Regions from separate parts of the Homo sapiens genome. Here region 2 is linked to region 1. The links are chromatin contacts, found by Hi-C in ENCODE. All regions are on one chromosome and are shown on one strand. The core of a region is the stretch at or near the end of the contact, and the rest is flanking DNA. Distances in the headings are between cores, read along the strand shown.

Region 1 (4,800 bases), core at 888-3,387:
TATGGGAATACCTAGAACGCTGAAAAAGAAAGAGGGTGGGACTGAACCTTGAAGTTCCAATAGGCAGAATTGGGAAGAGGAGGGATGATCCAGTAAAGGAGACAGAAAGATGTATAAGAGAAACAATGATGTAGGAGAAAAACAAACATTATTTCGTTCCAGAGGCCAAGTAAAGAAAATGTTTAAAGAAAGAGTAAGTCATGAACTTACATCAAATGCCAGCAAGTGTTCAAGCAAGCTGTCAATAACATGTTTTTGCTGACGGGAGAGATCCAGTAGAGAGAAAAAAATAGATGATGTTAGTGGGGGGGCGGGTTGCAGAACAAAGCCTTTGAGTAGGCAAGAAGGGATGGATGAGACCCAGCGCTCAAAAGGTTGGCAGTACCAGGCACAGCAGCTCAGGCCTGTAATCCCAGCACTTTGAGAGGCTGAGGTGGGCGGATCACAAGGTCAGGAGTTCGAGACCGGCCTGACCAACATGGTGAAACCCTGTCTCTACTAAAAATACAAAAATTAGCCGGGCGTGGTGGCGCACGCTTGTAATCCCAGCTACTCGGGAGGCTGAGTCAGAAGAATCGCTTGAACCCGGGAGGCAGAGGTTGCAGTGAGCCAAGATCGCGCCACTGCACTCCAGCCTGGGCAACAGAATGAGACTCTGTCTCAAAAAAAAAAAAAAAAAAAAGAAAAAGAAAAAAAGTTGGCCCTAGTTAATACTGTCAGTTCAGCCAAATATGAGTTTATGGGTGTGTGCGTGCACACACAGACACACACACTCTCACACATTTTCACGATTTATAGCCCCATGCACCCACTACTTTCGAAGCTTTGACTTTTAGAGAACCCTGTTCGTTAAGCTCACTTTCTCCTCGAGATTTTCAGCAGAGTAAGTGAGAGGACATTATCAGTTATCCTTGTTTGTAATTCAGTGCAATCTCTGTGGCCAGCTTTGCTTCATTAGCTCTTGAGACCAGATGATGAAATAAATGGAGGGCATAGGTCAACAGCCCTAGGTGTAGAAGGGTAAAGGGGGTGGTGTGCCTTTTATGAACGTTAGAAACCTCTCCAAGGTCCTGAGTTGGTTTAGCCGCTGTTACAGTTGCTCTTTTAAGTCTTTGAAGTGTCAAATGTGGAATAACTTTTAAACTTTCAGCTCTGAAGTGTTTTGATGAGAAGCATCTTGATTATCCCCCGTATAAGATTATACTTTATCTCTGTTATATCGCCAGCTCCCAGTACAATGTGTGGCTTAGAGTAGCGAAGTAGTAAAGCTCGCTTTGAAGAAGGTACTAAAAACTATGATTATTGTCACTACAGACCCAACATTCTCAGAGGGGGCTGGAGGATGGGCTAGCTTCGGAATCATGCCTTTGTTGCCACAAGTGGAGTTCATTAAGTGGCATATGTTTGCCTGTGTGTGTGCATGTGTGAAGAGAAACATTGTGTGTTATCAATAGTGTGAAGGCAACCAGCAGGAGCATCCTGAGAGGGACAAGTAAGGTGGGGGCTAGAGAGGACAGGTATATTTATTTTTTTAAATGGGGGTTATCCTGCCTTTACCTTCTAGGAGGATAATGTATGATGTACTAAAATCCCTGCCCTAGTATTTGTCACTAAGTATCGAAATGGGCGTGGTTTGGCATATAAGACACCTGCTCTTCGTGAGCCCTGCAAAGAGATACTCTTGGAGTCCTACCCTTACCCTGATTCCTCAAGTGCTCTGGAGGGTCCCCCAGTTCCAGCATCCTTTTTGAGAATCCTGCCGCCCGCCAGCAATGCTGCTCCGTGGACTTGAGAGGGCCTGCTGAGCATGTGTGAAGAGCGCTGCGCATGCTCCGTGGAGTGGGCAGGTTTACCGAGGCGCTAGCAGGGGCTTTTACTACTGTTCAGTCGCCTCCCCAGCCCAGCACGCCCCCCTCCCCTCTATCCCACCACCCACCACGCGGTCCCCCGCATCCACCCCGCCCCTCTATCCCGCCCCCTTCACCCCAAGCTGGGGAATCTCCATTGACGTTTGGGTGACGCCGCTGTGCCGCCGCCGTGGGGGGGTCCAGGCGCCGCACAGGTAACGCCGCCGCTGCCGCCATATTGACAGAGCAGGGAGCGGGGAGGGGACCCGAGGAAGTGGGGTGTTGGGGGAGTCACCACCGAGCGGCTGTCGTTGTGGTGGCAGTGGTGAGCGCGAGCCGAGCGGCAGCTCTTGGAGAGGCAGCACAGAGTTGTCTTCTCTATGGGAATCACCGGGCGGCGGCGGCGGCGACCCCCAGCTCCCAGCCTCTGAGAGACCCGGCGGCGAGGGCAGCGCTCGCTGAAGGCGGGGCTGGGGGTCGCGGCGGCGGCGGCGGCGGCGGCGGCGGCGGCGGGCCAGTTCAATAGACAGGATGCGCGGCCGCGCCAGCGGTAGGCGGCAGCTCCTGTTTGAGTGCTCCTGAAGGGGAGATGCTACCATTCGCTCCTCAGGACGAGCCCTGGGACCGAGAAATGGAAGTGTTCAGCGGCGGCGGCGCGAGCAGCGGCGAGGTTAGTGTGGTGGCCAAGACGGGCTGGAGCCAACCCCCGCCTCCTTCCCCTCAAGACCTTGGCTGGGGACGGAGAGAGGAGAGGCGTAGGGCCGGGAAGCGGGCTCCCGGGCAAGCCCCCTTGATGCTGCCTCCACTGCCCTTTCGCTGGGGAGCGGGCGGGGATGAGACGGCGGGCTCGGGCTTGCGGAGTGAGTGCAGCCTGGGCCCGGGCTCGGCCTTGGGCGGAGCGCCTGCCTGGCGGGCCACGCCAGAGTTGTTGTGACTAAGTTTCTTCACTTTCCGACCCGAAGGGGAACTGGGGGACTGGCGGGGTGCTGTGCCTGACTCCGCGCGTCCCTTTTTCTCCGCCGCGCCTAGTTTGCTGGCTGGGAACATTTTGGGGGACAGCTGCGGACTCCAGCTCGCTGTTGAACCCCGGACGCTTTACGAACCCAGTGCAACAAACACACCAAGGTGACTAAGTAACTCTGGGGACATTTGCACATAGGCACGAGTGTTCCCTGGTAACAGCTTTCTCGTTTCTCTGTGGCTTGTTATGGTTCCTTGTAATGACCCATGTCGAGATACACTGGCGACCTATCTCCAGTCGCCAGGTTTCAGGTGATGTTCTACTGCTTCCTCTCAGGTCCCCTTGATTCTACTGCACTCTTGCTCCACCCCTTCTCCTTTCCACAACCGCTGTCCCTGCCCCGTTGGTCTGTAAAAGAAGACGCAAAGTAAACCCCAGCCCTTATAAATAAGTCGAATCTTTGGTAAGACTTAGCGAGGTTCAACCAAAATACTTTGGTTCACCTCTCTTCCCACTCTTCTTACTCTGAAACTGTTCTGGTTGGGCTTTGGTCAGCTGTGCAGTGAGAACTTAGATGTACACAGGTGCTTTGTTTTTATTGTTGTTATAAAAGCGGGCAGCATTTAAACACAAAAACGTGTCTTTTGTGATAGAAAGTTGGATCCTTTTCTGATAACTTAATCGACTGCGTACTACTCCAGTAGAGGCCACCATACACCTCCTAAAAATAGTTGGTGAAATTGATTCACAGTAGGATATTTTGAGGTAAGACTCTCAATCCTCGACATCTAAAGGGTGCAACTTTGTCTTCAAGTACTTGCTCCATTTAAAAAAAATACACATTTGGCTGTTGTATGATTACCTTGTTTTTTTTTCTTTAAATTTTTTTGTTATTTATCAACTAAACTGGGGTTAAGATTACATGCTAGAATAACATGTGGTAAGGAATATAGTGGAAATAAATTCAGAAGTACCCTAAATCTGAACCCTCTATACTTACAGGAAATATTTTACTAGTAAACCAAGCAATTCCAATATACGTTTTAATATTTTACATCTCGTAAGAACAAGATAAATGAATAGGCGTTCCTTTCTTGTTGAAATGTGGGAATGCTAACTGTTTGCACAATTGTCTAGCAAGTCTATTGAAGGGGAGAGGAACTTTGTTATATTCATGTATGTAACTTACTGAACTTATAGGCATTTAGTTTATAAAAACAGTTAAATGCTTTGATATAAGGATGGGATGGGAGGTGGGAATCCTTTTGCATGCCTACTATTTTATTATTTCTGTTAACTTTGAATGTAGTATGTTTTAAATTGTAATTACCACATATGGTTTTTTTATTGTTTGCAGTATGTTTTAGGTATTGTAGAGATTTAACAATGGGTCTCTCTACCTCAGCAATTTGGAAAAATACTCGAGTGGAAATTGTTAATCCCTATGAAGTAAAACGAAAGGTGAAGGTAATGTGGTGAAGATAGTATTTCTGCCTTCTTTCTCTAAAACAGTTATGATTGGTTAGATTTAACCCTGCAAGTTACTTAATAAAAAATATTATAGGTGAAAACTAAATGCTACATTTGAACAGACCCACTTAGTACTTAGAAGAGTTTGTTTGTTTTTAATTATATTCTTTTGATAAGAAGTAAACAAGTTTACTTTTGATAATTTATATTTTAATTACAAATTTGTTGATGTTGGCTTTAAAAATGCTAATTTTGAGTACAAGCTCTACAACCCTCAATTGTGATAATTTTAGGACTAAGAGTGTTTTTGTTGTAGAATATATATTTTTAAAATGTGCTAGAATCCTTAAAGAAAATGTAGGTAAGAATCTGTTAACTTTAATGTCAAAAGAAATAATTTCCGTCCATTTCTGTGTGTGTTGAATCTGGTAAGATTAAAGATTATAGACACTACCATATATTTTGGAGTCTTTTTGTATCTTTTACCTGTCTTGCTTGCATGGACAGTTGTTAACCTTTGAA
Region 2 (4,387 bases), core at 1,264-3,763, 820 kb before region 1:
CTTAGTGGTTGTATGACCTGGAGCAAGCAGTTTTTCTAAGCCTCCGTTTTTCCATCTGTAAAATGGATATATTACCCATTTCTTAGGGTCATCAAGAGGATTAAACTAAAATAATATATGTAAATCATCTGGCCAAAGTGGGTGCTAAATGAATGCCAGTTCTCCATCCCTTATTCTTTTCTTAACCCCATACAATCTTGGTTGTTCCTCTACCACTCTATTTATCTCTTTAGCTCACTTCAGCTCTTATTAGCATGGTTTTGAATAATCTGACTTCTCTAAACCTTAATTTTCATGTGTAAAATGGTAATAATACCCACCACATAAAGTTGTCTTGAGAATTAGTGAATTAACACATGTAACGTGTTTTAGCATAGTGCCTGGCCTGGAGTAAGCACTTAATAAATGATAACAGCAGCAACTTATTAATGGTGAAATCAAAGGACTGTTCAACTCTCTTCTTCTCAATGAAAACACACTATTCTGGTTTGCTTTTTGCCACTGACCATTCCTTCTGTCTCTGCACCTTCTCCATGAAGCCTCTTTTTACTCTCTTCAAACCAAGTGTGAGCTCTCTCCTTTTGAGCGTCAGAGCACTTTGTACTTCTCTTCAGGTAAGAAACTCCCCTTACTCTGAATCACAGTCATTTGTGTTATATGTGTTATATCTCCACCACTTAATCTCTTCTGTCCTCATTGCCTGGCACTTTATTCATGTAGAACATGTTGACTACCTAATATACATCAGACCTGTGCTAGGTACTACGGATACAAAGGTTAATATAATTACTGTCTTCAAGGAGCTTATAGTTTAGGTAGCTAGAACAGACAAGTAAGTAGTCTATATGTGCAGTGGAATAAATGCTTGGTTAAGAGTGTGCCCAGAGTCCTCTGGGAGCACAAACAAGAGTTATTAAAATAGACTGGCGAGGACCGGGCGTGGTGGCTCACGCCTGTAATCCCAGTACTTTGGGAGGCCCGGGGGGGGGGGGGGGTGAATCACGAGGTCAGGAGTTCGAGACCAGCGTGACCAACATGGTGAAACCCCGTCTCTACTAAAAAATAAAAATAAAAAAATTTAGCCGGGCATGGTTGGCATGCGCCTGTAGTCCCAGCTACTCAGGAGACTGAGGCAGGAGAATCGCCTGAACCCGGGAGGTGGAGGTTGCAGTGAGCTGAGATCGCGCCACTGCACTCAAGCCTGGGAGACAGAGAGAGACTCCGTCTCAAAAATAAAAAATAAAATAAAATAAAATAGACTGGGGAGATCAAGGACACTATTAAACAAGGCATTTTTGTGTTTTGCATATGGGGAGGCTGTACACAAATAGCTGCTGAATGAATGAATGAACTATAAATACAACTAGATAAGCATGGGAAAAGGCACTTTAGGCCCAGAGAAAGAGCACGTAAAAAAGCATGGCGGGGTCAAGCAAGCAGCTCAGTATCGACAGGAGGAGGGTTCCTGAGTGACAAGAGATGAGGCTGGAAAGTCTAGGTAAAATCAGATGTTCTAGACATAAGAGTATGGCCTGACCCCAGAGGGGAGATGATGACATGCCCATAAAATTTTTTAAATGCGGGGGGAGGCAAAAATCAAATTTGCATTTTGGTAGATGTACTCTGGCAACACAGAGGAAAACAGATTACATGAGAGCCAGGCTTGAGGTGGCAAGTTCAGGTAGGAGGTTGTTCAAATAACTCAGATGAAGTATGAGAACCAGAACTGTAGACGCTGCCGACTTAAAACTTCAGCGGAACTGAATTATTCATACTGTATCTCCTGCAAGCCTAACAGAATATTTTACAATTAAAACCCGCTACGTAAATATCTGTAGACTACCATTATTAAACACTACTTAGGGAACTGCAGCAAGCTGCCAGCTGAGTCACTCACTGTACACGGACTCCCAAGTAAAGGCACCTTTCCCAAGCGTAAAACTCGAAAGGAACAGGTTATTCGAGCACAGAAAGCAACAACACTATGTGTAAACCAGCGCACTGCTGAAAGACTATGGGACCTCTCTATCCTGGTCAGTTTCACCCCAAATGTTTCAACAAAGTCCTTCCATAGGGTCATGTGGCCTTGCCCTGTGCGCCGAGACAAATGCCAAGTTTATATATATATTTTTCTCTTTATTGCAGCTGAAGACCGAAACGTCTACTGCGGCTCGTCGCCTGGCCAGCCATTTTCACCCAGCCGTTTCCCAGTTTTGTACTGTGCCACTGTGTAAATCGACAACCACAGGGGATTGAGGGAGCAGCGTCCCAGGCTGATAAAACCCTAATGGGGAAAGGCAGGTGTCTTGAGGCTTCAAACGATAAAGATTGCAATTATCTCAAAACCCACCTCCACCCTGCCCCTTGTTTCAGGGCTCCTTCAGAAGTTAGTAGGATCCCTTTTACAGTTACCGGGATGCTATCGGCACCCACAGAAATTAAGCAAGTTGGTTTTCGCTTACCCTGATGGCCGCCATGTCTACAACCCTTTCGGCCAAGGTTTTCAGACGGAGAGCAGAGAGGGACAAATCAGTTCGACTAGGCTTCCCTTAGGACAGCCCCACCCCGTTACGCCCCTTGCCTGCCAGTTACCGCCTTTTCTCCGCCCTCCTCCAGCCGCCTTGGCAACTGCTGCGGTTTCGGTCAGCTGTCTTCTGGAGAAACTGTTCACCCCTGTGGTTGACCCTCCCGGTCCCAGATAAAGCCTTCCAGAACATTATCAATAGTCCAGTTGGGAGTTATTTTCCTGGGTGCAGAACTTTTAATTATTTTGTTTCGGGCATATGTGATATGTCCAGATAAGGACTTAATACCCAAATGTAGCTGCTTTAATAATTAATTATATAGTAAGAAAAACAACTTATTACCTCTGCGAAACATGGGTAAGTTCATTCATTCTAAAACTAAGTCACGGAGAGCATACTCTGTGCCGGGCAGTTGTTCGGGGCATAGACAAAACATAGTGGCTTCCTCACAGAGCTTATGATTACAGGAGTAAAAGAGACAAATGAGGCCGGCGCGGTGGCTCACGCCTGTAATCCTGGCACTTTGGGAGGCCGAGACGGGCGGATCACGAGGTCAGGAGATCGAGACCATCCTGGCTAACACGGTGAAACTCCGTCTCTACTAAAAGTACAAAAAAAATTAGCCGGGCGTAGTAGCGGGCGCCTGCAGTCCCAGCTACTCGGGAGGCTGAGGCAGGAGACTGGCGTGAACCCGGGAGGCGGAGCTTGCAGTAAGCGGAGATCGCGCCACTGCACTTCAGCCTGGGCGACAGAGCGAGACTCCGTCTCAAAAAAATAAATAAATAAATAAAAATAAATAATAAATTTTAAAAAAGAGACAAATGCTATGAAGGAAAATAAAACAGTATGGGAATGAGGTGGGAGTTTACTGGTTTATATCAATGAGAGAAAGACTCTGATAAGCTCATTTGATAAAAGTCCTGGAGGAATTTAGAGAAGAGGGTTGCATACGGAAGGAACAGCAATGAAAAAGTCCAGTGAGGCTGGAGCAATAATTTCAGAGGTAGCGAAGTAACACAGTGTAGGGGCTTTCGTGCCGCCAAAATAAATTTGGATTTTATGCTGAATAAGATGGGAAATCATTGGAGGATTTTGAGCAAAGGTGTGATGTGATCTAATTTACATTTTTAAAGGATGATTTTGGTGCTATCAGGAGAATATACTAAGGGTATATTGCAATATTCACAACAGGAGCAAGGTCTGCTGTAGGCCTCCCTGAAGGATTCTGAGGAAAGAAGATGCTCATAATATGCCCATTAACAGTCCCAATATTAATTCATGTATTCATTCATTCAATCAACAAATATTTATTATGTGCAAACTATATACTAGGCATTAGTTGATACCTATCACATTTCATACCCAAAACAGATCCTTTTTAACAGAACTGTCCTGTAAATGACAAAATTATTTTAAGAAATAATGATGAAATGAAACTAATAATACTGGCTACAAAAGAAACATTGAGTGACTATTTTCTTTTATTGAACTTAATATAAACATATACATACATATATATGCCAATATAAAAATAAAATGCAAAATAAATAGTACAGAACCAAAAAAGGAAAAAAATGGATCAAGGTGTTTTAATTGCATTAATGTATTTTTCAAAGGAAAAATACTTATATCTACATAGTGGTCTGCCACAGGAATGAATAATAATATTACAGTTTCTGTTTTTGAGCCTTAACCTCTGTGTATTTGTCAATAATTTCATCCAAATTTAACATTTCTGCATATTAAATAAATGGTATACCTAGATTTGTCAAGCTAACTTTGTTCATAACTGATTGATGCACACTTTTTATTGATTTTAATATCAGTCAGGTTTATTTCACAATAATCAACAGGCAAATAAG

What was found. Hi-C counts contacts between places; a loop is a spot of excess contacts on that map. Pooled maps may share reads with other maps.
Region 2: a loop to region 1 is called in a map of posterior cingulate gyrus, with 6 times the contacts of the local background. The contact joins the promoter of APOOL here to the promoter of RPS6KA6 in region 1. A Hi-C loop is called at or near these places in 1 of 168 maps with a recorded cell type or tissue (posterior cingulate gyrus), 5 of 37 single-sample maps with no recorded cell type and 3 of 50 pooled maps.

What each region holds. Positions count from the first base shown.
Region 1 is chrX:84,185,536-84,190,335 of GRCh38, reverse strand. It overlaps RPS6KA6 (ribosomal protein S6 kinase A6), which reads left to right and starts at 2,137. Exons shown (of 22, transcript NM_014496.5): 1 at 2,137-2,517. The coding sequence starts at 2,437.
Region 2 is chrX:85,002,003-85,006,389 of GRCh38, reverse strand. APOOL (apolipoprotein O like) reads right to left here and starts at 2,513. Exons shown (of 9, transcript NM_198450.6): 1 at 2,463-2,513. The coding sequence starts at 2,477.